Linked DNA regions of Homo sapiens: region 2 is linked to region 1. A link is a loop called in an ENCODE intact Hi-C map of the cell type or tissue named here. Cell type or tissue: dorsolateral prefrontal cortex. All regions are shown on one strand. Links, peaks and the distances in the headings refer to the core of each region. The heading gives the core; the rest is flanking DNA.

Evidence for each region. A loop is a pair of places that touch in the nucleus more often than their neighbours do. Peaks named below come from ENCODE experiments on the same cell type or tissue, not always from the same donor. Only the 100,000 strongest peaks of a DNase experiment are listed, where the experiment ranks them.
Region 2: it touches region 1 in a loop (4-fold over the local background); 2 of 110 quality-filtered maps call a loop at or near these places.

Annotation. Positions count from the first base shown.
Region 1 is chr9:121,573,917-121,589,801 of GRCh38, forward strand. It overlaps a transcript of DAB2IP not described here. Among named protein-coding and RNA genes, the nearest start is that of DAB2IP, 70 kb to the right of the region's middle. In dorsolateral prefrontal cortex, for the core only: no CTCF peak of the experiment used is centred there; DNase peaks (open chromatin) are centred at 3,535 and 8,045; H3K4me3 peaks cover 916 bases; H3K27ac peaks cover 1,412 bases.
Region 2 is chr9:121,521,166-121,537,050 of GRCh38, forward strand. LOC107987016 (a long non-coding RNA gene) reads right to left here. Exons shown (of 2, transcript XR_001746560.2): 2 at 7,483-8,754. Among named protein-coding and RNA genes, the nearest start is that of GGTA1, 29 kb to the left of the region's middle. In dorsolateral prefrontal cortex, for the core only: no CTCF peak of the experiment used is centred there; a DNase peak (open chromatin) is centred at 8,656.

The DNA.
Region 1 (15,885 bases), core at 3,531-11,530:
GAAAATCCTCTCTCCCGGGGAGCGTTCACTGAAGCAGCTCAGAGATGTGGCAGGAGCCATGTCAGCTCAGCTGGCCAAGGCGAGAGGCAGACTCAGCTGTGGGACAGGGATGGTCTAAAGAGAAGACAATTTGAGGCCAAAATAGCCTAATGTCATCAGGGGGCCTGATATCATGACTCCCTGGGCCTTCCTTTGAGAGGCAGAGGGATTAGCTTCAACTGGTGACAGATAGATAATAATTGTAAAAAATAACAGCTATGTGTCCAGCCACTGGCCTCCCATCCATCGTCTCGCTTCCCCTGCTTAGGCCTGCCCTCCCTCTGAGGCCTCCTCCTGGCTCTGCCACTCAGCTCACTCAGCAGGTGCCAGCCAAAGACCTGGGCTCTCATCGAGCCTCCATTTCCCCATCTGTGAAACTGACACCAGCCTAGCCTGCCTGGAATGGGGAAGGGACGCCAGAATCTAGATCCCTTCCATCTTGTTCGAGGGCTCTGTCCTAGACCAGGCTGCCTGGGCCTCAGAAAAATGAAGGAAGAGAAGCCACATTCATACCTGGAGCCCTTCTATAAGTGAAAAAATTAGGCCAAGGATGCAGAGCTGGGGTCCTATTTATGAGCATTTACTGTGTGCCTGGCTCACTGCTAAATGTTCTCCACTGACTCCTCACAGAGGAAGGAACAACCCCACAGCTCAGAGGAGAAAATCAAGGCTTAGAAGGGCCCTGCCACACAGCGAGTGAGGAACACTTGTGATTCAAACCCAGGACTCCCAAGATCCTGTGAGCTTTCTCCACTTTGGGCTGCTCCCACCACCCCACTGGGTCTCCTGGCCCCCAATCCAGGGCCCTTTCCCATGCCCAGGGGGGCCTCGGTTCTGCTGGCCAGCCATGCGGGGGGCTTCTGAACTTGCCCAGCTGGGCAGCTGGATGAGTGGTAGAGCCACACGCCCCCTCCCCTTGCCCTGAGACTCTGGGAAGAGGCGCAATCAGGAGGAACAGACAATAAAGAACAAAGAGGCCAGCTCGGGAGGGGCTTAGGTCATTTCCACACACAAGCCTGAGCAGCTGGCCTCATAACAAGGTCAGGGGCTGAGGCTGCAGTGGGGGTTGGCTGGTGAGGAGGGAGCCCCTGTGCCTGGAGCAGGGCGGGGAAGAGCCAGGATAAAGCTCAAGAGAGAAGAGTTGGTTTCCCCAGAGAGAGGGACAGGGAAAGGGAGGGAGCACCTATGTGCATAGGACGCGGACATTTCACTTCCCATAGGCTCCTGGAGAGCCCCTCCTGAACTGTACTTAACACCCCCAGGCCTGGGCTTCTATCTGCTGCGCCTCCGTGTGACCTGTGAGCCAGGCCAGTTGATTCTCAGAGCCTCGGAGGGATGGGGACAGCAGCAGCCACCGCGCAGGGCTCCTCTCTTGTGAGGACCAAGCAGGATAGATCCTTCCTTCTTCTGTGGTCCTGGACAGCCACTGCCTCAGGCTGGCTCCTCCGCCACGGGACCTGGTGCAGAGTCAAAGATCTTTAAGTCAATCTGTAGCATGATCCGGGTCCCCTAAGCTTTCCTACCACCGAATGTGTTTCTTGGTATATTGTTCAATTCCCGTTTTACAGAGGAAGAAACTGACACACTCGCTTGAGTATCGGTCCTTCAAGTAATGTGGCCTGACTCATGCTCAGGTTGCTGGATGGCTGCCACAGCCCTCCTTATTCCAAAGAGGCAGGTGGACCCCACACATCAGGCCCAGTGTGTCCCCAGCTTCCCCTCACTGGCCTCCCTGGGCTGACTGCAGGATATCCAGAGTCTAGCCTTCTGCTCCCACTGCCCCGTCTGTTCCTTCTGCTGGGTGGATACGCCCTGGGCTGCTTAGCCCACCCTGGGCCTTCCAAAGCCAGAGCTGTGGTCCTCCCAGCTGGGATTCCTCCCAAGGTCTCAACTCTGGAAGCCCAGGGAGGCTGGAACAAATAGCAAATGGCCAAGGTGTAGGGAGACCCAAGGGGAAGGGTCTCTTGAGGTCCTCCTGTCCATTCTCTGTTACATCATGGGAAGATGGAGGTCAGAGAAGATGAAACCAGGCCCACTTACGGTCCATGCTACCTCCTAAGAGGTCCAGAGATCCACCCCGACTCTCCGTCTCCAGCCCCCACTTCAGGCCAGGCCTCACCTTGGACACCTGCACAGCTGCCTTGCCTCTTCCTGGGGCTGTCCATCTCTACCTGCCCCCCAACTCATCCTTCGTGCACAGCCAGAAGGGGCCACTCATAGGCATTCAAAAAACTTCACAGGGCCCACCGCTGCAGCAGGATAAAATCCAAACTCATTAACAGAGCTTAATGCCGTTCATGGTCTGACCCTGCAGATACACTTCTGCTCTCATCTCCAAGCCACACCCCACTTTCTTGCCACTCCCATCATCATGAATTAATTTCTGCCTTGAATCTGCCTCTCTCTCTCCCTTACCTTTGCACTTGCTCTTACCGCTGCCTGAAACACTCTTTCATCTTAGCCTTCCCTACTACCCCTCCAGCCCGGTCAATCCTGCCCATCCTGAAGTCTCAGCTCAGGTCACCTCCTCCAGGAAGCCTTCCCTGACTAGCTTGTTTGGGCTGCCTAGGCTCCCTGGGCTTTCTGCTATCCCACTGCACTTTGATGAGTAAAGTCCATTTGCTTTACTGTTTGTCCCCATCTCTGGGCTGTGAGCTGCTTGGTGAGCCACAGTGAAAACTTGGAGGGGAGGCTGGGTGGGTAAAGAAAGAAGTCAGGATAACCCTGATCTCTGGCCTGTGTGGCAGGAGATGTTGGTGTCCACACTGACATGGGGACCTGGGTGGAAGGGCAGATTCTGGGGGGGGAGGGGAAACGATGTTCTGGGCTTGCTGTGTCTGAAGGGCCTGCAGGGCCATCCAGTGGCTATCTCTAGAGAAGTTGGTGACGGTCACCTTTGAGAGAGGCCTGGATTCCAGAAGGGAGGGAGGGGAGCTGCTGGGGCCTTCCCAGCGTGTGTCAGAACCACTCCCTTTCCCAGGCTTGCAGAAGCCCTCACTCAACTGCCCAACCAGGGTCCTGTCACCTCCCCCAGGAAGCCAGCCTGGCCCTGACAAAGCAGTGCTCTGTTCTCCCCCTTGACCATTACTCGCCTCTGGTCTGAGGACATCTCTCGGGCTCTGCCTTAGAACTCTTCAAGGTGGGAGCCACATCCCTCCATGTCTTGTAGACTCCGCATCGCCCAGCACAGGGACAGACACAGAGAAGAAGCTGCATGGACAAGGAGCCCTGCCCCTTCCCCTGGACACAGCCCCAGCCAGTGGGATTCTGGGGAAAAGAAAACACAAGCCTGAGGAGCTTTGGGTCAGATTGTCTCGGGAGAGTGGGGGAAGAGGCGGGTGGAGTGGGGGTGGATTTCTGTCCAATCTGGAAGCCTGTGCTGGATGGCCGGATCGCCAGCACCCCAGGCTCGAAGCGTTCCAGCCGGTGACCTACATTCCCAGGGCGCCTCTGTGTGTGCGCACACGGGCAGGCGTGCGTGAGTGCAGGAGCTCCACGGTGTGTCTGCCAGTGGGCCTCTGTCTCGGCAGGCTGTCTCCTCAGGAGCCCGTGAGTGAGCACGTGAGGGCGTGGGGGGCCCACACTCCTGCTCTGGGGTTCCACAGACTGCACCAGAAAGAGTTGGTCTGTGCCCTAGAAAAGCCACAGCCAGGGACTGCAGGGACTGACATGGCTGGGGGTGGCTGTCCCACCCGCAGCCCTGCCCAAGACCCTCTCTCTCTCCTCCCATGCTCTCTCTGTGACAAATGGCCTCACACTGCTCTTTGCTAATGGTGGGGTGTTAGGCATGGAAAATGGAGGGCACAGCTCTTAGGTGGCGGTGGAGGGCGGGGACCTCAAACAACAGCCCGAGGCAGCCAGATGGCAACCAGAGGTCAGTAGGGTGGGTGGCTCAGCAGAGGGAGCAGGCACCAGGCTCTAGGCCCTGCAGCCTGAGGTCAGGGCGTCACTCAGGGGTCCTTGGGGGCTGTCCCGGGTCAGGATCCTCCTGCCTCCAGGCGGGGGTAGAGGTGGAGATCTCTCCCTCCTGGGAAGGCCTGTGCTTGACTGAGAAGCTAAGCTGACTCTATGGCCCTGAAGCCAGGGCACCAGGGAATCTGGGGGGTGGGTGCCCTGCTCAGAGACCCTTTAGTCTCTCCTTTGCCAGTTCTGTGGCGGGTGGGGTAGGGGTGGCTGTCCCCCAAACCCTTCTGAGCCTCTTCTTTCAGACTTGGTCCCTGACAGCAGGGAGGGGATGGGTAGTCCTTTCAGAGACTCTCTCTGGGTCTATCTCTGTCTCTTTCTGTCTCTCTATCTCTGTTCCTATCTCTCTCAGTCCTTCTGTCTCAGTCATCTCTATATATCTCTCTGTATCTCTGCCTCTCTCTCTCTCTTTCTCCCTCCTGCTGGGCTCCCCCTGCTCCCCTCTTCCCTCCTCTCCCCCTAGTGACTCCTGCAAAGCTCCCCTTCCCCAGCAGAATGGGGAACACAGACTTGGCTGAGGGCCTACCGTGCCCGGCAGCAAGAGAAAAGTGAGGCTCGAGCCCCCGACAGCTTCTCCGTGGCCCTTCCAAGCCCCGGGGGATTTTTGCTTCAGTTCTCCTCTCCCTCCGTCAATTCCCCAGCTGAGGCCAACCTTGGTCCCTGGGCTCTGCACCTCCTGCCCACCCTCCTGCCTGTATGAGGACCCCCCCATCGACCTCCCTTGCTGGCCCTTTCTCCGGCCCTGCAACGGGCCCAAGTCTCTCCCATCCCATCCTCACTGCCTCATCCTCTCCGGCCTATGTCTTTTTTTTTTTTTTTTTTTTTTTTTTTTTTTTTTTTGAGACGAAGTCTTGCTCTGTCACCCAGGCTGGAGTGCAGAGGCACGATCTTGGCTCACTGCAACCTCCACCTCCCAGGTTCAAGCTATTCTCCTGCCTCAGCCTCCCGAGTAGCTGGGATTCCCAGCCCATGTCCTTCTGATCTCTGCTTCCCCACTGGCATTGTGCAACTCAACACCACTCCCTGCCCCAAAGCTGCTCTGAACGGGCCCACCAGTGGAATACCAACTGCAGAATCCAGGGCTTTCTCTTGGGGCACCATCTTACCAGTCCTCTCGGGTGAGGCTCTGGTTGGGGGTAGGTCAGGGCAGGGTCCCTGGAGCCCCGCACCATCAGATCTCTGCCCCTTACCAGGGGAAATGATGTAACTTCTCTGAATCTCAGTTTTCCCACCTGTGAGATGGGATGGTTACCCTGGTACTCCTGTCACAGGTTATTGAGAGGAGTAACACTGTTCATGCTTATTTAAAAAATTCTGAGAACTGATCTAGCAGAGAATGAGGCCTCAGTTGATCTTGGCTGTAGTTATAATCATTTGTGTTTGCCATTGCTTGAATCTCTCTCCTACCCCCCCACCCTGAGGACCCCACAGTCTCCTCTCCTGGGTTTCCTCTCGCCTGTCTCTTCATCCCCTCTCGGTCTTTCCTGTAGGCTCCCAGCTAAGCCACCAGGTGACCAGGCCAGGCCCTCTGCAGTCCCCACCATCCCTCCTCACATCTGTGTGTCCTCACACCCCTGCCCACTGCAGGACCAAGTCCACCTCTGCCACCCACACCTTTGCCAGCCCCTACCTGGACCTTCTGCCTTGCCGGTACCACCCAGACCAGGGGACCTCCCTAACATAGGCTCAATACCCTCCTCCTCTGTGCACCTGACCGGTTCTGCTCAGGGCTCTGGGGGCAGCCCTGTCACACCTTATGGCCTTGTCCATCGATCTGTCAGTCCACATGCCTGTCTCTGCCACACACCTTGGAGCTTCATCTCTGTGGCCCTGGCACTTTCTGCTGCATATTTGTTGAATGAATAATGAATGAACGAATGACTTGATGCAAATCAAAGTACTTTGCAAGCTATAAAGCGCTCCTCCAATCAATGCCACACACAGTGGGGTATTAAGGAGCACTCAAAGCCTCCTGCAGGACTTGGCCTCACCTTGCCCACTGCACCTGGGTCGGGGGAAGGAAACCTCAATCTTCCAGAAAGTTCTAATCCTTCATCTGCCTCAGGATCATTCTGGGTAGGAACGATGCCCAGCCTCGCCCTAGAGATTTGGATTCAGTTTAGTCTAAAGGAGGCCTGGGCAATGGAATGTATAAACCCCTCCTCCTTTTTTCCCTCCTCCCCTGCCCCACCAGGTGACTCTAAGGGGCAGCTGCTGGAATTGGAGGAGGATTGTTGGAGCCCTGGTCTTTGCTCCCTGCCCAGGTTCACTTCTTTTAATTTGTGCCTTCTCTGTGCTAGCTCCATGCTGGGTGCTAGAGGGGAAGCACGCACCCAGGGAAGCATGAGGCTGGGTCTCTGCTTTAGGGAAGAGCTTAGAACAGGCACTCAAGGCTACAGTGACATCCCAGGGTGGAGAGACCTCTAGGGGTAGGTGGGAAGGAGAAGATGCTGACCTTAAAGATAACCAGAGACCTAAGGCCAGGTACAGTGGCTCGTGCCTGCTATTCTAGCACTTTTGAGAGGCCAAAGGAGGAGGATCGCTTGAGATTAGGAGACCAGCCTGGGCAACACAGGGAGAGCCCATCTCTAAAAACAAAGCCAAACAAAATACGGAGGTTGGCCTGGTGGATGGAGGTAGTGAACAGGCAGAGGGAACCACAGGGGAAAGGCCTGGAGTTGAGAACTACAGAGTAGCCCATCTAAGAACTTTTTTTTTTTTTCTGAGATGGAGTCTCGCTCTGTTGCCCAGGCTGGAGTCCAGTGGCGCAATCTCAGCTCACTGCAAGCTCCGCCTCTCAGGTTCACGCCATTCTCCTGCCTCAGCCTCCTGAGTAGCTGGGACTACAGGCGCCAACCACCACGCCCAGCTAATTTTTTTGTATTTTTAGTAGAGACGGGGTTTCACCGTGTTAGCCAGGATGGTCTCAATCTCCTGACCTCGTGATCCACCCACCTTGGCCTCCCCAAGTGCTGGGATTACAGGCGTGAGCCACCGCGCCTGGCCGCCCATCTAAGAACTTTGAGTGATTCAGTGAGGCTGTACCCCAAAATCCAGGTGCGCAGGCCTGGAGAGGTCAGCTGGGCTGGGGTAGCGGCCTCAAATGCCGGGATCAGGAGATTGGGCTTTACCTTGCACTGGGAGGAGCCATGAATAGTTTCAGGCAGGGGAGGAACAGGGTTGTGCTGGGTCTTCCTGGAATTGCTAAGACCCAAACCACCCCTGAGGCAGCTCAGGTGAGGCTGGGTGGCTGCCCACCTCTGGGAGCTCACAATCCCAGCAGGAGAAGCCTAGCCCAAGGAGGGAGGCCAAGAAGACCCAGAGCCAAGGGGGTAGTGGGGTTCCTGGACTGGCTACCTTCGCCAGACCTGCTCAGCCTCCAGTTCCCTGTTTAGTGGCATTAAAGGTTTCCGTCCCCCAATGTCCTTGGCAGCCCAGTGCATGCTCAACTTGTGGGGGAGCAGGAGGAGGGCAGCTCTGACTATCTTCCTTGCACCTTGCATCTTCAGGAGGGGAGCTAGTCAGACTCTTAGGGAACAAGAGAAAGAGAAGGGAAGGTGCATGAGCATTTTGTGCCAGAGCTCATAGAACTCTGGCTGGAAAACGTAGCCCCATTTTACAGGGGAGGAAACTGAGGCACACAGAGATTTGTGATTTGTCCCTGGTTGTACTACCAGGAAGTGACAGAGTCAGGATTTGAACTCTGGTCCTGCTGGCTTCAAAGCCTGCGTGCTTCCCACTGTGTGCATCCCTGCTCTGAGTCTGCACTGAGCAGCCCACGTGCCTAGTCCTGCTCCAGGGAGAGGCAGGAGAGGCTGTGTGAGAGCTACAAGGAGGCTGGGGTCTCTGCTCACCTCAGCAGTCCCAGTAAAGTAGGCAGGAACCATGGGAGAGATTCGAGCAGAGGAGGGACAGGTCCAAAGCTGCAGCCAGAAATCGCCTGTGCTCCAGCCCCTGTCCCCAGCCCCTCAATGCCAACTCCCCATCCTTCAGCTGACCCCGGGCTCATTAAGTGCTAGGAAACGCCACCAGCAGCGGGTGCAGGGCTGAGGGCCAAGCTGCCGGCTGGAACAAAAGAGCTTGTGTTTGGGGATAGGACCTCCCCCTCCTTCACCACGGTTGGGGGCCGTGGGGGGAAGTGAGGACAGTCATCTGGGGCCAAGAGGGGCTGCAGGGCTGGGGAAGGGGCTTGTCAGAGCCCGGATTCAGATAGAAAGGGCTGAAAGGGGGTTGGAAGCTAATGTGCCTGAGCGTCTCAGCACAAACGGGCCATTTTCAGCGGGCCCAGAAATCAAAACATCCCGGCTGGGGGAGAGCAAGCTTTGAACTTTTCCTGACTCGTGGTCCTGGGGGTGAAGAGGTCAGGGACTGCCTTGAGGTGGGGGCCAGGCCAGGGTGGGATGAGCAGCCGGCAGCCCAAAGCCCCCTTCCTTCTGTCCCCATGCTGAGTCTCAGAGGGAACCAGGGCTGCTCAGAGCATTCAGAGGAGGGTGCGGGCTGTGGGGGGTGAGAAGGAAGGGAAGCCCCATTTTCACTGTCTCCTCACTCCCAACTGTGGGCAGCCAGGTGTGCTTCTACATTGCAGGTCTGGCCCCACATCCCCTGCTGCAGACCTCCACTGGCGCCCCCGTGACTCTCAGGATCTGTTCCCAGCTCTGGAACAGGCTCTCCGGACCCCTGGCCACTGGCACCCTGGGCAGCTTACCTCGTCCCACTCCTGATAGCCCCCCAATGACCACTTTATGCTTCAGCCAAATCTAGCTGTTGACAGCTCCTCAAACGCTTGGGCTGGCTAAGCCTCTACAGTTTCCATGACTCTCTTCTGAGCCGGAAACACCTGCCTCCTCCCTACGTGCATTCATTCCCACCCCCGAAACGGGACAAACTCCTACTCACATGCTAGTGCCCTTTTGCTCACCACTGCCTCCAGAAGCCTTCCCAGCCCCTGTGAATGAGTTCTTAGTGCAATGGTGGCCACAGTCACTGCAGGATGCAGCTGTCTCCAGGTGAAGGCTCTGCCCTGCGGGCAGCCCTCATGTGTGTCTCATTCCCCTGTAGCCTTAGGCTTGGGACAGAAAGCTTGAGACCAGTAACCAGCGAGCATTTGTTGAAAGAAGGAGAAGGGGAAGGAGAAGGAGCCACGAAAACAGAACAAAACAAAACATAATTTTAGAAAACGGAGAAGCTGGCCGGCCGCGGTGGCTCACCCCTTAATCCCAACACTTTGGGAGGCCAAGGTGGGTGGATCACTTAAGGTCAGCAGTTCAAAACCAGCCTGGCCAACATGGCGAAACCCCGTCTTTACATAAAATACAAAAAAATTAGTCGAGCGTGGTGGCAGGCGTCTGTGGTGTCCCAGCAACTTGGGAGGCTGAGGCAAGAGAATTGCTTGAACCTGGGAAATGGATTTTGCAGTGAGTTGAGATCACACCGCTGCACTCCAGCCTGGGCAACTGAGTGAGACTCTGTTTAAAAAACAAAAAAGAAAAGGGAGAGGCCAAGAAAGAGAAAACAAATGGGTAACAGGGGTAGGGGAGGAGCCGGCTCTTCTGGCCACTGAGGAACGTGCCAGAACAGACAGACTGCACACCCTGAGCATCAGAGCAATACTATTTCTCTGTGGTGAGACCCCTGGACAGCTCAGTGCCCCAGAGGCAGGGTCCTGGGCACAGGCTGGCTTTGCTGGCAGGCCCCTCTACAGTTTAGCCAACAAGGCGGGGCAGCTGTTGGGGGGGATGGGTGGGGGGTCCCAGGTGGGCATTTAGCTGCCCGCATAGCACTTCGGCATCACCTGCCATCCGTGGATCCCAGATTCCTGTCTCTAAGAGCCCCAAGAGCCTATAGGCTCTGTCTAGGCCAGTGGTTTTCCCGTTGTGTCCAAGGAGAAGCTCAGAAGTTGGCGTGTAGGAGACACTTCCTTCCTTGAACCCAGCTTGGACTAGAGCAGCTCACCAGATCCAATAGAATACAAACATTGACGTCAGGCGTGGTGGCTCATGCCTGTAATCCCAGCACTTTGGGAGGCTGAGGTGGGAGGATCACAAGGTCAAGAGTTTGAGACCAGCCTGGCCAACATGGTGAAACCCTGTCTCTACTAAAAATACAAAAAATAGCCAGGCGTGGTGGTGCACGCCTGTAATCCCAGCTACTCGGGAGGCTGAGACAGGAGAATCACTTGAACCTGGTCCTGTGGAGGTTGCAGTGAGTTGAGATCGTGCCATTGCACTCCAGCCTGGGCGACGGAGTGAGACTCTGTTCAAAATAAATAAATAAATAAAAACTTTTTTGAGATAGATTACAGGTGTGAGCCACCACGCCCAGCCTCAAAATAATAATCATAATAATAATACAAATGTTGGGCTTGCCTGAAAATTTTCATTTAAATGACGGTTCTGGATCACTTGAGCCCAGGAATTTGAGGCTGCAGTGAATTATAATGTGATCACGCCACTGCACTCTAGACAGGGCAACAGAGCAAGACCCTGTCTCTACAAAAAAAAAAAAGTAAATAAAATGGGAGTTCCATGGCTCAAGTAGTTTAAAGAACACTGGTCTAACCTCTTCCCCTTGTAAAGACTAGAAGACAAGGCCTAGGGACAAACAGGTTTCATCCCAAGTGCCCAGGGAGGACAGGGTGACAGAGCTACCTCTAGCTCCTGGCCCCTCCTGCTGGACCACACAGCCCTCTGTTGAAAGTATAAACATATGACGGAATGATCAGGAATCTGAAAGTAGGTTTTGTTGGGTAACAGGGAATAGCAACAAAGGACACTTAGTTTCTGGGGCAAAGGGTGGGAAGTAGAGAAGAGGACCAAAGTGGGAAGCGGGGCGCAGAGTGGCTGGAGGGGGATTTGTGGGAGGACAATCACCGTGCACTTAGTTAATTAATGATAGCTAGGCTGCTGCCAAAGCCATTCAAAACCATGCCGTAAATTTCCCAGCTTTGGACAAGGCAGCACTAGGTTTATTTTTATTTATTTTTACTTACTTTTAGAGGTGGGGTCTTTCTGCATTTCCCCAGCTGGAGTGCAGTAGCTATTCACAGGCACGATCCTAGCCAACTACAGCCTTCAACTCCAGGCCTCAAGCTGTCCTCCTGCCTCAGTCTGCTGAGTAGCTTGGACTACAGGCGCGTGCCACTGTGCCCAGCAGCACTAGGTTTAGAATCAGAATCTCAGGGTTCAAGTCCCAACTCCTCCATTTATCTACTCACTGCATTGAACTTGGCCAAATCAATGACCTCTTGAGACTCAGTTTCTTCCTCAATAAAATGCGGCCAACAACACCTCTGTCCCAGAATGGCGAGGGGTCAATGAGAGCACAGAGTCGAGGCTGAACAATTCCTGGTGGGTTCAGGATTCTTCCTTGCATAGGAACTTGGGGAAGGTTCAAATCCCAGCTCTGTCCCTTACTAGATAGATTTGTGATTTGAGGCAAGTTTCTTAACCTCTCTGCCTCAGTTTTCTCATCTGCAAAATGAGGATAATAGTAGCATCCACCTCCCTCACAGGATGTAATGAGTTGATACGGATTAAAGCACTTAGAACAGGGCTGCACGAGGGTTTGTTATCATTATTTGGACTCTATTAATAACTGCAAAGATTAGGTCTTGCCAAGGAGAGATGGTAGAAATGGAATAAAAGAGTGCACAAGATTGGCTGGGCGCGGTGGCTCACGCCTATAATCCCAGCACTTTGGGAGGCCAAGGCAGACAGATCGCTTTGAGCTCAGGAGTTCGAGACCAGCCAGGGCAGCAAGATCCCTGTCTCTACAAAAAAATACAAAAATTAGCCAGACATGTGGTGCATACCTGATGTCCCAGCTACTCAGGAAGCTGAGGCTGGAGGATCACATGAGACCAGGAAGCAGAGGTTGCAGTGAGCTGAGATCGTGCCACTGGACTCCAGCCTGGGTGAGGGTTAGGGATTTAAAAAAAAAAATAGAATGGGTTAATGAATGAATGTAAGAAAAATTAGGGTTCTACCAGGAACCCTAATTACGGATCTAACTTGACCCGATCCTAACCCATCAGTGGCTTCCAGTCATTCCTCTGGGCTGGGAGCCCACCCTGGCTCCCTGTCGCTGGGCCTCTCCCTGCATTTTTCTGCACACACGTAGAGGTAGGCTACCATTTCGCCCCTAGATGACTTTGGGTGATAAAGAAGTAACTTCAGCCTCCTTGAATTGAATCTTCTATCCAGAACATGTAACAAACCTGGAAATTGGAATTGCCCTAAAGCTGATTATTCTGGGAGGGCACCTCCTGGCATTAAAACTAAATTAGATCAAGGTACCTCTGTTATTAGCAAAATAATTCCCTATGATTACCGAACACAGCCATGAATCCTGATGGCAGATGAACTTCAGGTGACTTACTTGAGACAAATAACTGTGCGAAAATCACAGGCTCATCGAATCACTTCTCTATAGCGTTGCAGTTGGGTAATTATGCTAATAGTTATAAGAAATCATCCTTTGTGGTCTAGGATTGGGAGGGCTTGAGACGGAAACGTAAGTGGCAGATATTACCTGCTTCCAGTTGGAGAGACTGGGTCCAAAATGGGCCCCTTGCAGGGAGCTGCAAGGGAGCTGGTTTGTCCCCTGTCTACAGGGGAGAAACCTGTTATGCAGCCTGAATTGCAGTGGCCTGGCACCTTGGGAGGCTGAGGCAGGCAGATTACTTGAGCCCAGGAGTTCGAGACCAGCTTGGGCAACACAGCAAGACTCCCTTCTTTACAAAAAAATACCAAAATTAGCCAGGCAAGGTGGTGTATACCTTCAGTCCCAGCTACTTGGGAGTCTGAGGTGGGAGGATCGCTTTAGCCTGGGAGGTGGAGGCTGTAGTGAGCCATGATTGTACCACTGCACTCCAGCCTGGGTGACAAAGTAAAAAAAAAAAAAATTGCAGTGACCTCATTAAGCATCCCTTTTCAGATCATCTTAATACAGGAAATTGAATTTGTCCAAGTTCCACTGTTGGGCATGGTAATTCCAAGAAGCAAGTTAAACTGTAAAAGCTCAGGACCTCTGAGTCAATTTGATTCAGCAAACATGACTCTGTGCCCACTGGGTGCCAGGCAGTGATCTAGGCACAGGCAGCGGGGGTGTCAGCATTCAAGGGTGTTTCTGATGCTTTCTTAACAGTCTCTTGTCCCCTCAGTAACCTGACGAAAAAGACAATATTGTGCCCATTTTAGAGACAAGGAAATGAAGGCTCGGAGAAGCGAACTGGTGCTACTGCTGATAATCAGTGGAGATGACTACTTCCATCCACCCACAGGGAATGTAGATCTGGGAGGCTTCCTGGAAGAGCGGATTTGGGAAAGTGCAGTGTAGGCAGAGGAAACAGCTTGAGGAAAAAACCCGGAGGCAGGGGATTAAAGTAGGGGTTCAAGAATGGGGTTGAGGCCAGGTGCAGTGGCTCATGCCTATAAATCCCAGCACTCTGGGAGGCTGAGGCGGGCAGATTGCTTGAGCCCAGGAGTTCAAGACCAGCCTGACCAACATGATGAAATCCTGACTCTACTGAAGAGACAAAAATTAGCCAGGCGTAGTGGCACATGCCTGTAGTTCCAGCTACTTGGGAGGCTGAGGTGAGAGAATCACCTGAGCCTGGGAGGTTGAGGTTGCAGTGAGCCAAGATCTCATTACTGCACTCCAGTCTGAGCAATCAGAGTGAGATCCTGTCTCGAAAAGAAAAAAAAAAAAAAAAGAATAGGGTTGAGAGGGTAGCCGAAGGTCAAGAAACAGAGGGCCTCAAATGACCAATTGAGGGTTTGGACAATGGGGAGCCACCAGAGGTGGTTGAGTAAAGGAGGAGTAAGATGGAACCTGAGAATGCCTGGGTGAGAGTGTGGGAGACCCACTGGTAGATAAGGCTGCTTACAGGGAGGGGGCCAAAAGGGGATAAAAAATGGGTAGTTTTTTCAGTATAAGTGTGTCCCAAATATTGCATAGGATATACTTACACTAAAAAAAATTCATTGTTTATATACAATTTACATTTACCTGGCATCTTGTATTTCATCTGGCAATCCTACCCCCATCTCCTCACATCAGTGCCTAGCTGGGTTCTCTGCCCATGATGACTTTCCCTTGTGGGCACACAGCCTGGTAAACTCCTATCCATGCGTTGAAGCCCTGAACTCCTTACCACTGCTGTGGCAATAATTATCATGCACTACGGTGATTACTTTCTTAGGTAATTGTTTTACTATCTACCCATCCCCTTAGCGGCAAACCTTACTTCTGGCTGCATAGGGAAAAAAAGGTCAAGACCGTGAGTCCTTCCATTTCCTGACCTCCTCCCCACCCCAAGTTGCTTCCAACTTCTGCTTCTGTCTCAAGAAGAGCCGGCCTCTCCATCCCTCCTGTGACCTTGCCTGATCCCTTCAGATCAGGCACCTCTTGAGATCAGTACACCTCTCTCACTGGCAGCCCCAAAATCAGACATTCTGCTGGGTCATTCCCACCAGCTGGGCACCTAGCGAGTGCTTCCCGTCCTCCTCATCCCAACTGGGGTTCCCCAGGAGCAGGCTCTGAGAGGTATTCATGCATAGGAGATCCATCAAGGGCTGCTCTCTGGCTCAACACCTGTGGAAGGGAAGGGAAGGGAAGGGGGAAAGGGGAAGGGTGAAGGGGGAAGGGGGAAGGGTGAAGGGGGAAGGGAAGGGGGAAGGGGGAATGGGGAAGAGGGAAGGGAAGGGAAGGGAAGGGAAGGGAAGGAAAGAGAAGGGAGCAGGACTGGGCAGGAGGAGGAACTGAGCTTCCATGCAGTCAGTGCAAGCCTCAGCCCACCCTACACCTGGAGCTGGGATGCCCCTTCAGAGTCATCCTGAGCTGTGCCAAACTTTTATGACCCTGGGTTGGTCAGTCACTGGATGTAGGACACCCCAGGAAGGAGGTGTCACCTCTGGGGAGGTGGCTGTCTTCAGCAGAGGCAACCCCCAAGAGCTAAGCACTGAGGGACTACTTCTAGCAGCCTCCCCATACCTAGGGGAGTGAGACCTTTACTCCTGAAGAGGAGATCCGGGTTGCACATCACACCCCCTACCCCCCACCAAACCCAAGGCATTCCCCTCCAGCAACCATCCAATCTCTTATCTTCCTTCTGACCTAACCCTTCCTGTCCTCCCTTCCCTGCCTCCTACTCACTCCCCAGATTTTTGTAAAACTCAAGAGTTGGCTCTGTCCCACCCCCGGCGTGATATGATCGGATCTGTGCTTTGAAAACCTGATAGGGAGAACTAGTAGACATGGATCCACATGGAGAGGGGCCAGTAAGGTCGCTCAGTAGCCCCCTCAAGGTCTCTCAGTAGCTCCCTAAGGCCAAGTTGCTGAGCATGGCATGTAGGGTCCCTCATGGTGCAGCCCTGCCTCTTCTCCTGCCCCCTCTCATGGCTGCTCCCCTCACTTGAGGCTCCAATAATACTTGACTGTAATTCCCTGAGCACGCTGGCTGTTTCATGGTGCCATGTTTTTTTATGGGCTATTTCCTCTTTGCCTGGCTAACTTTTCTGTCTCGCTTCCTTAAAGACACACTCAGAGGTCATCTCCTTGGAAGCCTTTCCTGGAGCCATTCCTGCCCCGCTCCCAAGGCTGGTAGCAGAGCCGCATAGCTGCCCACCTGTGTCTCAGCCATTACCAGCAGTGCTCAGCAGCATATGGGAGTGTCCTGCTTGGGGACCACCTGATGACATTGTTACCTGTCTCTTCCCCCTGCATCTGTGTCTCCAGCACCCAGCCCAGAGCCTGGCACAAAAGGAGCCGAATGACATTGACTTAGGCACGTGGAGAATCCATGGACAGCCGCCTCCCCAGAGGTGACAGCTCCTTCCTACACTGGTGCTCTACATCCAGTGACTGACCAACCCAGGGTCATAA
Region 2 (15,885 bases), core at 4,778-12,777, 52 kb before region 1:
GCAAGAACTAAAAACAACCAAGGAGATTAGAATTTAATGACAAGTGTATAAGTTTTGAAATATAATTTGTCTCTCTCTGGTCCTCATTTTTTTAAAAACAAATCATGTTTTTAAAATTTAAAATTTTAAAAATTAAAAAAAAAATTTGCAAAATAAATGTTAGGTTTTTTTTTGTTTTTTTTTTGAGATGGAGTCTCGCTCTGCAATTCTCCTGCCTCAGCCTCCCGAGTAGCTGGGATTACAGGTGCATGCCATAACGCCTGGCTAATTTTTGTATTTTTAGTAGAGATAGAGTTTCACCATGTTGGCCAGGCTGGTTTCAAACTCCTGACCTCAAGTGATCCACCTGCCTTGGCCTCCCAAACTGCTGGGATTACAGGCGTGAGTCACCATGCCCAGCCAAACTTTAGTTTTATACTTGGCCTGATTATTTGGATAAAGTGCAACAAGAATAATTGTTTTTATATAGGCTTTTAAAATTGGCTTTGATAGAACTCTGTTCCATAAGAAATCTCAGATAGGAGTTTTTAAAGCCACGCCTAGCCATGGGTTTGTACCCTGAAATACCTATGAATTGGGTGAATTCCTCTCTTCTTATAGTTCCAAAAATATGGGGTTCTTAGACCTGTGAGAAAGTGACAATCTCTATTCACCACAGCTTAGGAACCCTGTATGGGGACGGTGTAGACAAGGTATGAGGCCAGTTTTCCCAAGGGGCTTTTATTGTCACTGTAAGTCAAGCTTGATTTACAAGGGAAGCATACCCTTCCAGTCAAAGCCAGTAAAACAACTAATTTCTCCAATTGCGTCCTGTTGCAAAATGAAATGGATTCTTATTGCACTGATGCAAACAACTATATTGCCATAAGTTAAGAGTACTCACAAATAGTTTCCAAATTTTGGAGAAGTCAGGCAGAAAGAAACAAACATGCTCCAAATTTTGTTTACAAGACTATACCTTACCTAATTATTAAAGGCTGTACATAGCTTGTTTCCTTGACTCTGAAAAACAAAACAAGGATCAGTAACTTTTTTTTGAGACAGAGTCTTGCTCTGTCACCCAGGCTGAAGTGCAGTGGCATTATCCTGGCTCACTGCAACCTCCGCCTCCCAGGTTCAAGCAATTTTCCTGCCTTAGCCTCCCGAGTAGCTGGGACTACAGGTGCCTGCCACTACTCCTGGCTAATTTTTGTATTTTTAGTAGAGATGGTGTTTCACCATGTTGGCCAGGCTGGTCTCAAACTCCTGACCTCGTGATCTGCCTGCCTTGGCCTCCCAAAGTGCTGGGATTACAGGCATGAGCCACGGTGCCCAGCCCTAGATCTGATGGCTTTATAAGGTGGAGTTTCCCTGCACAAGCTCTCTCTTTGCCTGCTGTCATCCACCTAAAATGTGACTTGCTCCTCCTTGCCTTCCACCATGAATTGTGAGGCCTCTCCAGCCATGTGGAACTCTAAGTCCAATAAACCTCTTTCTTTTGTAAATTGCCCAGTTTTGGGTATGTCTTTAGCAGCAGCATGAAAATGGACTAATAAACTCTATCTATCTATCTATCTATCCATCCTATTCATTCCATCTCTCTGGAAAACTCTGATTAATGAAACAACTAAATGCAATATGGAATCCCAGAGTGGATCTTGGACTAGAACAGGATATTAGTGGAAAAATGTAGGTAACTATTGTATTATATCAATGTTCATTTTTTTTTTTGAGATGGACTTTTGCTCTTGTTGCCCAGTTTGGAGTGCAATGGCGTGATCTTGGCTCACTGCAACCTCTGCCTCCTGGGCTCAAGTGATTCACCTGCCTTAGCCTCCTGAGTAGCTGGGATTACAGGCATGTGCCACCACATCCCGCTAATTTTTGTATTTTTAGTAGAGATGGGGTTTCTCCATATTGGTCAGGCTGGTCTCAAACTCCCAACCTCAGGTGATCTGCCCACCTCAGCCTCTCAAAGTGCTGGGATTACAGGCATGAGCCACCACGCCCAGCCCATTTTCTGGTTTTAATCACTGTGCAACAATTATGTAAGATGTTAACATTAAGGCAAGCTGGTGAGGAGTGTACCTTTTTTTTTTTTTGAGATGGAGTCTCACTGTGTAGCCCAGGCTGGAGTGCAGTGGTGCAATCTCAGCTCACGGTAAACTCCACCTCTGTGGTTCAAGTGATTCTTCTGCCTCAGCCTCCTGGGCGTGCACCACCACGCCAGGCTAATTTTTGTATTTTTAGTAGAGATGGGGTGTCACCATATTGGCCAGGCTGGTCTTGAACTTCTGACCTCATGATCCACCCGCCTTGGCCTCCCAAAGTGCTGGGATTACAGGCGTGAGCCACTGTGCCCGGCCGAGTGTACATTTTTTGTAAATTTTCTGTAGGTAATTTACAAAAGAACATTTCAAAAGAAAACCTTTTTTTTATTTAAAACATTAAAAAAAATTTTTTTTATTTCCATAGGTTTTTGGGGAACAGGTGATATTTGGTTGCACAATAAGTTCTTTCGTGGTGATTCATGAGATTTTGGTGCACCCATCACCCAAGCAGTATACACTGAACCCAATTTGTAGTCTTTTATCTGTCACCTCCTTCCCACCCTTTCCCCTTGAGTCCCCAAAGTCTATTGTGTCATTCTTAAGCTTTGCATCCTCATAGTTTAGTTTCCACTTATGAGTGAGAATTTTTTTTTTTTTTTGAGATGGAGTCTCTCTCTCACCCAGGCTGGAGTGCAGTGGCGTGATCTCTGCTCACTGTAACTTCTGCCTCCTGGGTTTAAGCGATTCTCCTGCCTCAGCCATCCGAGCAGCTTGGATTACAGGCGCCCACCACCACACCCAGCTAATTTTTGTATTTTTAGTAGAGACGGGGTTCACCATGTTGGCCAGGCTGGTCTTGAACTCCTGACCTCAAGTGATTCACCCGCCTTGGCCTCCCAAAGTGCTGGGATTACAGGCGTGGGCCACCGCATCTGGCTGAGTGAGAATTTTTTTTTTAATTACTTGAGGTCAGGAGTTGTAGACCAGCCTGGCCAACATGGTGAAACCCTGTCTCTACTAAACATATAAAAATTAGCCAGGTATGGTAGCAGGTGCCTGTCATCCCAGCTATTTGGGAGGCTGAGGCAGGAGAATTGCTTGAACCCCAAGGCAGAGGCTTCAGTGAACCAAAATCATGCCACTGAATTCCAGCCTGGGTGACAGTGAGGCTGTCTCAAAAAAAAAAAAAAAAAAAAAAAAGATCACAGCTCACTGAAGCCCCGACCTTCCAGGCTCAAGCAATTCTCCTGCCTCAGCCTCCTGAGTAGCTGGGACTACAGGCATGCATCACCATGCCCAGCTAATTGTTTTTTATTATTTGTAGAGATGAGGTCTCGCTATGTGGCCCAGGCTGGTCTTGAACTCCTGGGCTCAAGAAATCCTCCCTCCTCAGCCTCCCAAAATGCTGGGATTACAGATATGAGCCACGGTGTCAGGCTGAAAACTGTTTTAGGGAGAGAGAAATGTATACGAATGTTCTTTGCAGTGTCATTTGCAACAGTGAAAAACTGAAAACAAGAAAAGTAGTCAGTAGTAACCAACAGATTGAACAAAGTGTAATCCTTTCATAGGATGGAATGCAATGGCACTATTTAAAAGAATGAGAAAGACCTGAATGTAGGAATATAAAAAGTTCTCTAAGATTTATTACTAGCAGGCAACATCAATATGCAGAATAGGAAGTATAGTTTGGACCCATTTCAAGCAAAATTTTAAAAAAGCATATACAGAATTTAAAAATATATATACGTGCTGACATGTGCATAAAGCTTTTTTTTTTCTGGGAAGAATCACAAGAAATTATCAACAGTGGGGAAAAGATAGTTGGGGGAAGAGACAGTTTTCATTATATAACTGTACTGTCTGCATTTTCCAATTTTATTTATGTATTTATTTTGTTTTTTCTTTTTTTGAGACAGCATCTCACTCTGTCATCCAGATTAAAGTGCAGTGACATGATCATTGCTCACTGCAGCCTCCACTTCCCAGGCTCAAGCGATCCTTCTACCTCAGCCTCCTGACTAGCTGGGACTACAGGCTCGTGCTACCATGCCCAGATAATTTTCGTGTTTTTTTGGTAGAAATGAGAGTCTCACTTTGTTGCCCAGGCTGGTCTTGAACTCCTGGGCTCAAGTGATCCTTTTGCCTTGGCCTCCCGAGGTGTTAGGATTACAGGTGTGAGCCACTGTACCCGGCTGGTTTTTTCTTTCAATGCTTTAAATATTTCACTCTCTTGTTGACATGATTTCTGACAAGCAGAAACACTAAAAATTATACAAATTATACAAAGAGTTCCCATGCACCCTTCACCCACATTGATGCTCCTTTACCTCTAGATGCCTCAGTCTGTATTTCCCCCAAAAAATAACCGCAGGCTAGTGACTAAATCAGGAAATTAAGGTCGATACAGTTCTGTTGTCTTCCACAGACCCTCATCATATTTTCCCTGAATTTACCCTCATCATATTTTCTCTGAATCACACCTTGGGTTAGTTATTGCTTCTCTTTAGTCTCCTCTAATCTGGACCACCACACCTGGCTATTTTTTGTTTGTTTGTTTTGAGATGGAGTTTCGTTCTTGTCGCCCAGGCTGGAGTGTAATGGCGCAGTCTTGGCTCACTGTAACCTCCGCCTCCCAGGTTCAAGCGATTCTCCTGCCTCAGCCTCCCAAGTAGCTGCGATTACAGGCACCCACCACCATGCCTGGCTAATTTTTTTGTATTTTTAGTAGAGATGGGGTTTCACCATGTTGGCCAGGCTGATCTTGAACTCCTAACCTCAGGTGATTCTGCCTGCCTCAGCCCCCCAAAGGGCTGCAATTACAGGAGTGAGCCACTGTGCCTTGGCCAACGCCCAGCTAATTTTTGTATTTTTTGTAGAGACAAGGTTTCACCATGTTGCCCAGGCTGGTCTTGAACTCCTAAGCTCAAGCGATCCACCTGCCTTGGCCTCCCAAAGTGCTAGGATTACAGGTGTGAGCCACTGCACCCAGGCTTTGATAGGACTCTTGATAAAGGTTGGCCAGGTTAGTCAGATGCCAAGAGGAGGGATTTTCAATAAGCAGACCTAGCAGGATTCCTGCTCCAATTGGATTCTGCAAGGACAGAAAGGGAAGCCCAAGAAAGTCCTAATCAAGCAGAGAACTCAGAGGAGCTTGACTAATATTTTGGTCAAAGGAGTGAGTCTTTGCCAATATAATCAGAGTTATTTCAAAATTTTTATCTGATAATTCCTTATTCTGTTTTATATCTGAGTCTGGTTCTGATGCCTGTTTTGCCTCTTCATGCCGTGTTTTTTTCTTGCCTTTTAGCAGACCTTGTGATTTGTTGTAGAAAGCCAGCCATCGAGTATCTGGTGGTAGGAACCCAGGTAATGAGGCTTTTAGTGTGAGGTTTCATGTTAATCTACTGAGGAGTCGGGCTGTCTGGAATGTTTCCTGCAGCTGTAGGTGCCACAGGCTTCAAATAAATTCCTCTAGTCCCTCCTTGTTGTTTTTCCTGTTGTCTTTGGTTTGCTAAGAATTCTTTTTTAAAATATTTTTTCATTAAAAAATGTTTTTGGCTGGGCACGGTGGCTCACACCTGTAATCCCAGCACTTTGGGAGGCCGGGGTGGGCAGATCACTTGAACCCAGGAGTTTGAGACCAGACTGACCAACAGGGTAAAACCCCATCTCTACTAAAAACACCAAAATTAGCTGGGCATGTGGTGGCGGCCTGTAATCCCAGCTACTCAGGAGGCAGGAGAATGGCTTGAACCTGGGAGGCAGAGGTTGCGGTAACTGATTGCACCACTGCACTCCACCTGGGCAACAGAGTGAGACTCTGTCTCAAAAAAACAAAAATAATAAAAGTAAACACTTTTTTTCAAGACAGGATCTTACTCTGTTGTCCAGGATGGAGTACAGTGATGCAGTCTCAGCTCACTGCAGCCTCCACCTCCTGGGCTCAAGCCATCTTCCCACCTCAGTCTCCTGAGTAGCTGGGACCACAGGTGTGCCCCGGCATGTACCAGCTGGGACCACAGGTGTGCACTGGCTAATTTTTTAATATTTTGTAGAGATGGGTCTTGCCATGTTGCTATGCATTCCAGGCTGGTCTTGAATTCCTAGGCTCAAATGATCCTCCATCTCAGCCTCCCAAAGTGCTGGTGATGGCAGTGGTGGCCTGTCTAGAGAAACCGCTGTCGTGACACTGGCTACAGTGGGTGAGGTGCGGCCGGCGCTGCATACTCCATGGAGCCAGTGGGGGCTGGGGGCTGGGGGCTGGGAGCAGACAGGAGCCCCACCCTTCCAGGCGCAGCGGCAGCTGCCCAATCCGTGGCTGTGGACCCAGGCATTTCTGTACTCTCGGGGGCCTGGGAAGACACCCCCTTCCCCCGCAGGCTTGGAAGTTCCTGCTCCCGTTGCCTGGCCTCTCCTTGATCTTGGAGTGAGGTTGGGGCTGAGCCCAGGCGCTGTCACAGCCCGGCCGGGTGTGGGTACACTTGGTGCAGTGCTGACACACAAGCCGCCTGCCACCTCAGCCCCTTCCAGACTTTGAACACCGATGAGCAGGGGAGGGAGGCCAAGGAGGAGCTGAGGGTTCGTACCCTTCCTCGGAGGGAAGGAAGTGTGCACCAATTGGTCCATGAGCGGCCATGAGTGGGCCTAGAAAAAGCACCACAAGTTCCCACTCCTTTCCATGGGACTGGCAGCCCAGCCCCCAGGCTTCAGGCCCTCCCTGGCTTGAAGGTGGGGCCTCACCAGGGACCTGCCTTCTCCCACCCAGGAGCCTGTCTGCCTCCTGCTGCCATTCATGGCGCCCAGTCTGTTCATGCCAAGGGGCCTGTAATCCTAACACTTTGGGAGGCTGAGACGGGCAGGTCACCTGAGGTCAGGAGTTTGAGACCAGCCTGGCCAACATGGTGAAACCCGGTCTCTACCAAAAATACAAAAAATTAGCCAGGCATGGTGGTGGGCACCTGTAACCCCAGCTACTCAGGAGGCTGAGGCAGGAGAATCGCTTGAACCTGGGAGGTGGAGGTTGTAGTGAGCCGAGATTGTGCCACTGTACTCCAGCCTGAGCAACAAGAGTGAAACTCCGTCTCAAAAAAAAAAATTTTTTTTTAAATTTTCCTTTTCAAAAATTTATAATTTTGTTTAAAAAAGACCAAGGTCTCTGTCACCCAGGCTGGAATGCAATGGCGTGATCATAGCTTACTACAGCCTTGGATTTCTGGGCTCAAGAGATCTTCCTGCCTCAAGAAAATTTTTTTTAAACATTATTTTTCTTTTCAAGAATTTATACCTTTTTTTTAAAAAAAAAACCAAGGTCTCACTCTGTCACTCAGATTGGAGTGCAATGGTGTAATCACAGCTCACTGCAGCCTCAAACTCCTGGGCGCAAGGAATCCTCCCTCCTCAGCTTCCCAAGTAGCTAGAACCCCAGCCACATACCACCACACCCACCATGTCCAACTAAGTTTTTATTTTTTGTAGAGATAGGACCTTGCTATATTGCCCAGGCTGTTCTCAAATTCCTGGCCTCAAGTGATCCTCCCACCTTGGCCTCCCAAAGTGCTAGGATTACAGGCATGAGCTACCTGCTGGTAGATCACTTCTGGTTGCTGTTATCTGTAAACTAAGAGGTTTCTGCCCTGGAGGCATTTGCAGTCTGGAGGGGGAGATAGAGGGTAAACCTGTAATCCTGTCTGTAAGTAAATGCTACAAATTGCAAGAGGTGCTGAGAGGTGCCACAAGAAAGTCTCCAGGGGAACCTTGAGGCAGAGAGAGGGTCTTGGCTGGCAGCAGTGACTGCTCAGTGGGTGTCTGCAGAAGGTTCAGGCAGAGAGGAAGGGTGGAGGGGCCAACATTGAGAAGCCAGGAAGCCTCAGACTTTCCAACTCCCTGGCCAGAGCATGGCCCTCTGGCCTTTATATTATCCCTGTTCAGTCATTCTCACCCTTAGCTTCATTTGACAACTCTGCTGCATCCACTTGGGTGGTTGAGTTGGAGCCATTTTCACCAGGCAGATGCTGTCTGGGCTGGATGACTGTCCTCCTCTCTGAATAAAGTTGCTTGGGCCTGGTTGGTGATTCTAGGAGAAGAAACCTACAAACAGTGTTCTGATCACAGGTCCTGCTGCCACCAGCCTCAAGAAAGGTAAGTGATGATCAGAGCCAGAGTCCTGTTTGCTGCTAGATATCCTTGTGTGTGTGAATCACTCTCCTTGATCGCACACCCTGTGTGATAAGCATTATTATCCCCATTTTACAGACAAGAAAACTGAGGCAGCTAGAAAGGGCAGCAATTCAGACTCAAGTGTCCTAACTTTAGGTCTGAGCTCCACCCCCAACACTCCCACCAAGGTCACCAATGCTGACCCAATGTGACAAAGCCATGCGTCCTGTGGCCTCAGCTGCCGGCATCTGTCCCAGATGTACACACAGATGCTGTTGGTGATTTAATGGCAGGCCCATTGGAAATTTGGCTTGGAGCCTCCATTGTCTCTGCATTTTGTAACCTGGTCCTGGGCAGGGGGCTGGCGGTGGAGGCCACTTTTCGTGGGAACTCAGGCAAGGAGGAAGTGTGAATCGTCAGACCGGGACCCAGGCCAGGAGAGTGAGAAGAAAGCTGGGGCCTTTGCCAAGGCCCAGGGCCCTCGGGAGCTTCCAGCTGGATGGGGCCTTGTGGGCTGAGCCAGATGTGAACCAGGAACGGCACAGAGTTGCTGGCGACTCATTGACTGCAGGGGAGAGAGACAATGAGTAAGCTGACATGACGGTCCAGAGGGTGGAGTTGCCATCCAGGCACACAGGGGCCTCCCTTCACCCAGGAGAGCAGCTGATCCATTTTGAGGGAGCAGAGAGGAATCTTAGAGGAGGGACTCCTAGTGTGTCCTGACACCCAAGAGATGAACAAAGATGGACTGGGGGAGAAGGGAGAATGGCCTTTCTGGTGGAGGAAACAGCAGGAATAAAGGGCATATCAATGAGGAAATGTCTAACCCATTTGGGGAGCTTCTTTTTATTTTTTTAATTTTTGAGACAGGGTCTTGTTCTGTCTCCTAGGCTGGAGTGCAATGGCACAATCTTGGCTTACTGCAGCCTCAACCTCCTGGGCTCAGATGATCCTCCTACCTCAGCCTCCTGAGTAGCTGTGACTATAGGCTTGTGCTACCATGCCCGGATTTTTTTTTTTTTTTTTTAAGATGGAGTCTCGGCCGGGCATGGTGGCTCATGCCTGTAATCCCAGCACTTTGGGAGGCTGAGGAGGGCAGATCACGAGGTCAGGAGTTTGAGACCAGCCTGGCCAACATGGGGAAACCCCGTCTCTACTAAAGATACAAAAAAATTAGCTGGGCGTGGTGTTGCACATCTGTAATCCCAGCTACTTGGGAGGCTGGGGCAGGAGAATCACTTGAACCCAGGAGGTAGAGGTTGCAGTGAGCTGAGATCATGCCATTGCACTCCAGCCTGGGCGACAGGGCGAGACTCCATCTTAAAAAAAAAAAAAAATGGAGTGTCACTTTGTCACCCAGGCTAGAGTGCAGTGGCACAGTCTTGGCTCACTGCAACCTCCACCTCTTGAGTTCAAGCGATTCTGCTGCCTCAGCCACCCGAGTAGCTGGGATTATCGGCTCGCACCACCACACTCAGCCAATTTTTGTATTTTTAGTAGAGACAGGGTTTCACCATGTTAGCCAGGCTGGTCTCAAACTCCTGACCTCAAGTGATCCACCTGCCTAAGCCTCCCAAAGTTCTGGGATTACAGATGTGAGCCATCGTGCCCAGCCTAATTTTTTTATTTTTTGTAGATACAGGGTCTCACCATGTTGCCCAGTCTGGTCTCGAACTCCTGGGCTCAAGCAATCCTTCTGCCTCAGCCCCCAAGTGCTGGGATTACAGGCGTGAGCTAACGTGCCCAGCCTAGGGAGTTTCATGTAGTCCAGTCTGTCCCAAATTTTACATGTGGAAAACAATGTGGCAAGTAATAAGTTTGGAGATATGGAAAGAGTGCAGGGAGTGGGAGGCCCCGATGCCAAATACTGCATGGGACGTACTCATACTAAAAAAAAAAAAAAAAAAAAAAAAAGGATTTCGTATTTATCTGAAATTCAAATTTAAGTGGACATCCTCTATCTTTATTTGCTGAATCTGACAACTCCAGCCTAGGGCCAATTTGGACCAAATTCCTAGGTAGTGGAAGTCATCAGAGGCTTTTTATTTTACTTTTTATTATTATTTATTTATTTGTTTGTTTTTTTGAGACTGAGTCTCACTCTGTTGCCCAGGCTGGAGTGCAGTGGCATGATCTCTGCTCCCTGCAACCTCTACCTCGGGGTTCAAGAGATTCTGCTGCCTCAGCCCCCCGAGTAGCTAGGATTACAAGCACCTGCCACCATCCCTGGCTAATTTTTGTACTTTTAGTAGAGATAGGGTTTCATCATGTTGGCCAGGCTGGTCTCAAACTCCTGACCTCAGGTGCTTCACCCACCTCAGCCTCCCAAAGTGCTGGGATTACAGGTGTGAGCCACTGCATTTGGCCCCAGTGGCTTTCAGAAGGGAGGTGACAGGATGAGATTTGCGTCTGAGCAGATGGTCAGCAGCAGGACTGAGGGGCAGGACCCAAGCGGGGGAGACCAGCTGGGAGACTGAGGCTGGGCTGAGAGACAGGCTGTGTGGAGGAAGAGTGGGTGGACTGGTCGGGATTTATTAAAGAGGTAAAGGCAGGCCGGGCGCGGTGGCTCACACCTGTAATCCTAGCACTTTGGGAGGCTGAGTGGGTGGATCACCTGAGGTCGGGAGTTTGAGACCAGCTTGGTCAACAAGTTGAAAACCCATTCTCTACGAAAAATACAAAAATTAGCTGGGCGTGGTGCTGGGCACCTGTAATCCCAGCTACTTGGGAGGCTGAGGCAGGAGAATTGCTTGAACCTGGGAGGCAGAGGTTGCAGTGAGCCGAGATTGCACCACTGCACGCCAGCCTGGGCGACAGAGCAAGACTCTGTCTCAAAAAAAAAAAAAAAAAAAAAGGTAAAGGCAGTGAGTCTTGGCAATTAATTGGGTGTGGAAATAGAAAATGGGCAGTCAAGTTTGACATCCAAGTTTCTGGGCCACTAGACAAATGGTGATAACTATTTTCTTTTTTTTCTTTTTTTCCTTTTTTTTTTTTTTTTTTTTTGAGATGGAGTCTCGCTCTGTCGCCCAGGCTGGAGTGCAGTGGCGCGATCTCAGCTCACTGCAAGCTCTGCCTCCTGGGTTCATGCCATTCTCCTGCCTCAGCCTCCCAAGTAGCTGGGACTACAGGCACCTGCCACCAGGCCTGGCTAATTTTTTGTATTTTTTTTTTAGTAGAGACAGGGTTTCACCATGTTAGCTAGGATGGTCTCGATCTCCTGACCTTGTGCTCCGCCCATCTCAGCCTCCCAAAGTGCTGGGATTACAGGTGTGAGCCACCACACCCGGCCTCTTTTTTCTTTTACTTTTTTTTTTTGAGATGGAGTCTTGCTCTGTCACCCAGGCTGGAGTGCAGTAGCACAATCTTGGCTCACTGCAATCTCTGTCTCCTGAGTTCAAACAATTCTCCTGCCTCAGCCTTTCGAGTAGCTGGGATTACAAGTATGTACCACAATGCCCGCCGAAGTTTTTTGTATTTTTAGTAGAGACGGGGTTTCACCGTGTTGGCTGGGCTGGTCTCGAACTCCTGACCTCAAGCGATCCGCCCACCTTGGCCTCCCAAAGTGCTGGGATTACAGGTGTAAGCCACTGCTCCTGGCTGGTGGTGACCACTTCTGAGCTAGAAGTACAGGAGGAGAGGCAGGTTTGGGAGGAAGGAGAAGCAGGGTCTAGCTTCCGTCGTGTGGATCTGAACAGCCTGAGGCCATCCAAGAAGAGATGTCTGGGGACAGCTGGAGATGTAGGTCTGGAATTCAGGTGAGAGGTCAGAGCTGGAGGTTGACATTTGGAAAAGATCAGCCTTTGGAGTGAAATTGAAACCATGGGAATGGATGAACACACTCAGGGAGAGGGTGCAGGGTGAGAAAGGAAGGGAACCAGAACAGACCCCTGAGAATAGTCATGGTTTCGAAGAAGCAGAAGGAAGAGAAGCCAGCACACTGGAAGCAGAGACAGAGACCAAAGAGGTAGGAGAAAGGCAGGAGGGGTCTTTGGGACAAAATATTCCCCCGGCAGATAAAACAGGAGAGCACTGAAAGAAGGAGAGTGAGTTTGACGGTGTCAAGTGCTACCAAGATATCAAATAATACGGAGAAAAAACATAGTCTATTGGATCCAGCTACTGGGGACCTGATAAGGGAAGTTTCAGCGGAGTGGTGAGGGCAGAGGCCAGATTAGAAGGGTGAGCGGGGAGTGGAGGCAAATCTACTCTGGTCATGAGCCGCTTAAACATGGTGGATTGGCCATAGGCATGCATCTGCTTTCCCTCCTCAGACACCACTAACCTGACAGTAAAGGAATAATCTAAGCTGACCTATGATGACAAAGAAGCTGGGAGAGGAGGCATCTGCCAAGTAAAGATTCCAACCAACCTTTGGAAGATGGCATGCTAACAGAGAAGTACCAAGGTCACCAGTGGTTATGACCCAAAGTGCCCATGGAGGAGACACCAAGGCCAATTTGTCCTGAAACATCCCCGAGAGGTCCAAGTCTTGGAGGGAACAGGGTGCAGCTGGAAGTCTGAACATGGAGGAGTTGTCTCCCAAGCCTTCTCCCTATCCCATGCAGCCAGATGACTAAACCCACAGGCCTAAAAACAGCATTTTCTTCCTGGAGGAATTGAACTCAAAAGGCCCCAGACTTGTTCAGACCAGGCACAGCAGAGAACAAGACTGCAAACGGGGATTAGGGATACGCATTCTGAATGGCAGGATTCCAGACTTTTTTCCTTCACCTGCTCCCAGAATGCCAACAGCCCGGGGTGTCTCCTCCATGCCCTACCCCAAGCAAGAGATTGGAGGACTTTTCTTTCTTTCTTTCTTTTTTCTTTTTGAGACAGAGTTTCACTCTTGTTGCCCAGGCTGGAGTGCAATGGCGCGATCTCGGCTCACCGCAATCTTCGCCTCCTGGGTTCAAGCGATTCTCCTGCTTCAGCCTCCTGAGTGGCTGGGATTACAGGCATGCACCACCACACCCAGCTAATTTTGTATTTTTAGAAGAGACGGGGTTTCTCCATGTTGGTCAGGGTGGTCTCGAACTCCCAACCTCAGGTAATCTGCCCACCTTGGTCTCCCAAAGTGCTGGGATTACAGGCATGAGCCACTGTGCCCAGCCTGAGATTGGAGGACTTTTCTTTTTAAGCTGCTAAGTCCCAAAGAATATGCTTTCTGCTGATGGTATGATGAGAGCTCTGCACACACTTCAATCACCTTTCAGTGAAACCCAACTGTGAGAATCGAGCTTCCAATCACCTTTTTAAAGTTCCTTTCACGTTAGTGTTTTTTAAGAGACAACTAGAATTTCTTTTTTCCTTGTTTGGTTTTTGTTTGTTTGTTTGTTTTAGACAACTAGAATTTCTAAAAAGAATCAAATGAGGCTGGGCGTGGTGGCTCATGCCTATAATCCCAGCACTTTGAGAGGCTGAAGTGGGCGGATCACTTGAGGTCAGGAGTTAGTTGGAGACCAGTCTGGCCAACATGGCGAAAACCTGTCTGTATCAAAAAGAACCCACAAAAATTAGTCAGGCATGGTGGCGGTCGCCTGTAATTCCAGCTACTCAGGAGGCTGAGGCAGGAGAATCACTTGAACCAGGGAGGGAGAGATTGTAGTGAGTCAAGATCGTGTCATCGCACTCCAGCCTGGGTGACAGAACGAGACTCTGTCTCAAAAAAAAAAAAAAAAAAAAAGAAAGAAAGAATCAAATGAATATTCTAAAACTAAAAAATTACATGCTGAAAATAAGCATCCAAGGCCAGGCGTGGTGGCTCATGCCTGTAATCCCAGCACTTTGGGAGGCCGCGGTGGATGGATCACCTGAGGTCGGGAGTTCAAGACCAGCCTGGCCAACATGGTGAAACCTTGTCTCTACAAAAATACAAAAATTAGCCAGGCGTGGTGGCGGGTGCCTGTAATGCCAGCTACTTGGGAGGCTAAGGCGGAAGAACCACTTGAACCTGGGAGGTTGCAGTGAGCCAAGATTGTGCCATTGCACTCCAGCCTGGGCGACAGAGTGAGACTCTGTCTCAAAACAAAACAAAAAAAAAAGAGGAGAGAAAGAAAATAAGCACTCCATAGATGGGTTTCACAGAAGATTGGAAACAAGTAAAGCCAGGACTAGCATACTGAAAGATGGGTGTGATTAAAACTATCCAAACTGAAGCATAGAAAAAAAAAGTAAAAATAAAACATAAAAGAGCATAAGACATAAATACAACACACATGAAAGATCTAACATAATATAAATATGGTTTGAGAAAGAGAAAATTAGGAAGAAGCAATATGTTAAGAGATAAAGACCAAAACTTTTCTGAATCTAACAAAAGACATCATACTATAAATTCAATAAGCTCAGCAAACCCAAAACAAAATATAGACAAACGAGCTACATTAGAGTACATCAGAATAAGATAGTCAGAAACCAAAGGCAACGAGAAAATTTTAAAAGCACCATAGGACAGCCAGGTGCAGTGGCTCACACCTAGGATTACAGAATCCTAGCACTTTGGGAGGCTGAGGCAGGAGGATTGCTTGAGTCCAGGAGTTCAAGACCAGCCAGGGTAACACAGCAAGACCTCATCTCTACTAAAAATTAAAACAATGAGCCAGGCATAGTGGCGTGAGCCTGTGATCCCAGCTACTTGGGAGGCTGAGGTGGGAGGATCGCTTGAGCCTTGGAAGTTGAGGCTGCAGTGAGCTGTGATTGTGCCACTGCACTCCAGCCTTGACAACGGAGAGAGCCCCTGTTTCAAATAGAAGTAAAGTACCACAGGAAAGATGTATTTCCTTGAATATTTACCCTCACCCTCATCCCTAGAAATAGCAGCTGTTATCTACTTTTTTTTGTTTGTTTTTGAGACAGTTTTGCTCTGTCTCCTAGGCTGGAGTGGAATGGCGTGATCTCAGCTCACTGCAACCTCTGCCTCCCAGGTACAAGTTATTCTCATGCCTCAGCCTCCCAAGTAGCTTGGATCACAGGCATCTGCCACCACGCCCGGCTAATTTTTTTTTTTTTTTTTTTAGCAGAGACAGCATTTCACCATGTTGGCCAGGCTGGTCTCGAACTCCTGACCTCAAGTGATCCTCCCACCTCAGCATCCCAAAGTGCTGGGATTACAGGTGTGAGTCACTGCACCCAGCCTTTACTTTGTTATTTTTAAATTCCTTCAAGTCCTCCCTTACCTCCTTAGTGGTTAACTACCATGTTTCCTTTTCTCTTTTTAAAAAATTTTCTTTGAGAGAGTCTCACTCTGTTGCCAGGCTGGAGTGCAGTGGTGTGATCATGGTTCACTGCAGCCAGGACCTCCCGGGCCCAAGCGATCCTCCCACCTCAGTCCCCCAAGTAGCTGGCACTACAAGCATGGACCACCACGCCTGGCTAATTAAAAAAAAATTTTTTTTTTTTTGAGATGGAGTCTTGCTCTGTTGCCCAGGCTGCAGTGCAGTGGCAAGATCTCAGTCCACCTCCCAGGTTCAAGCAATTCTCCTGCCACAGCCTCCCAAGTAGCTGGAACTACAGGCACGCGCCACCATGCCCAGCTAATTTTTGTATTTTCAGTAGAGACAGGGTTTTACTATGTTGGCCAGGCTGGTCTCGAACTCATGACCTTGTGATCCGCCCACCTCAGCCTCCCAAAGTGCTGGGATTATAGGCGTAAGCTACCTCGCCTGGCCAAAAGATAGAAGAATTTTTTTTTTTTTGG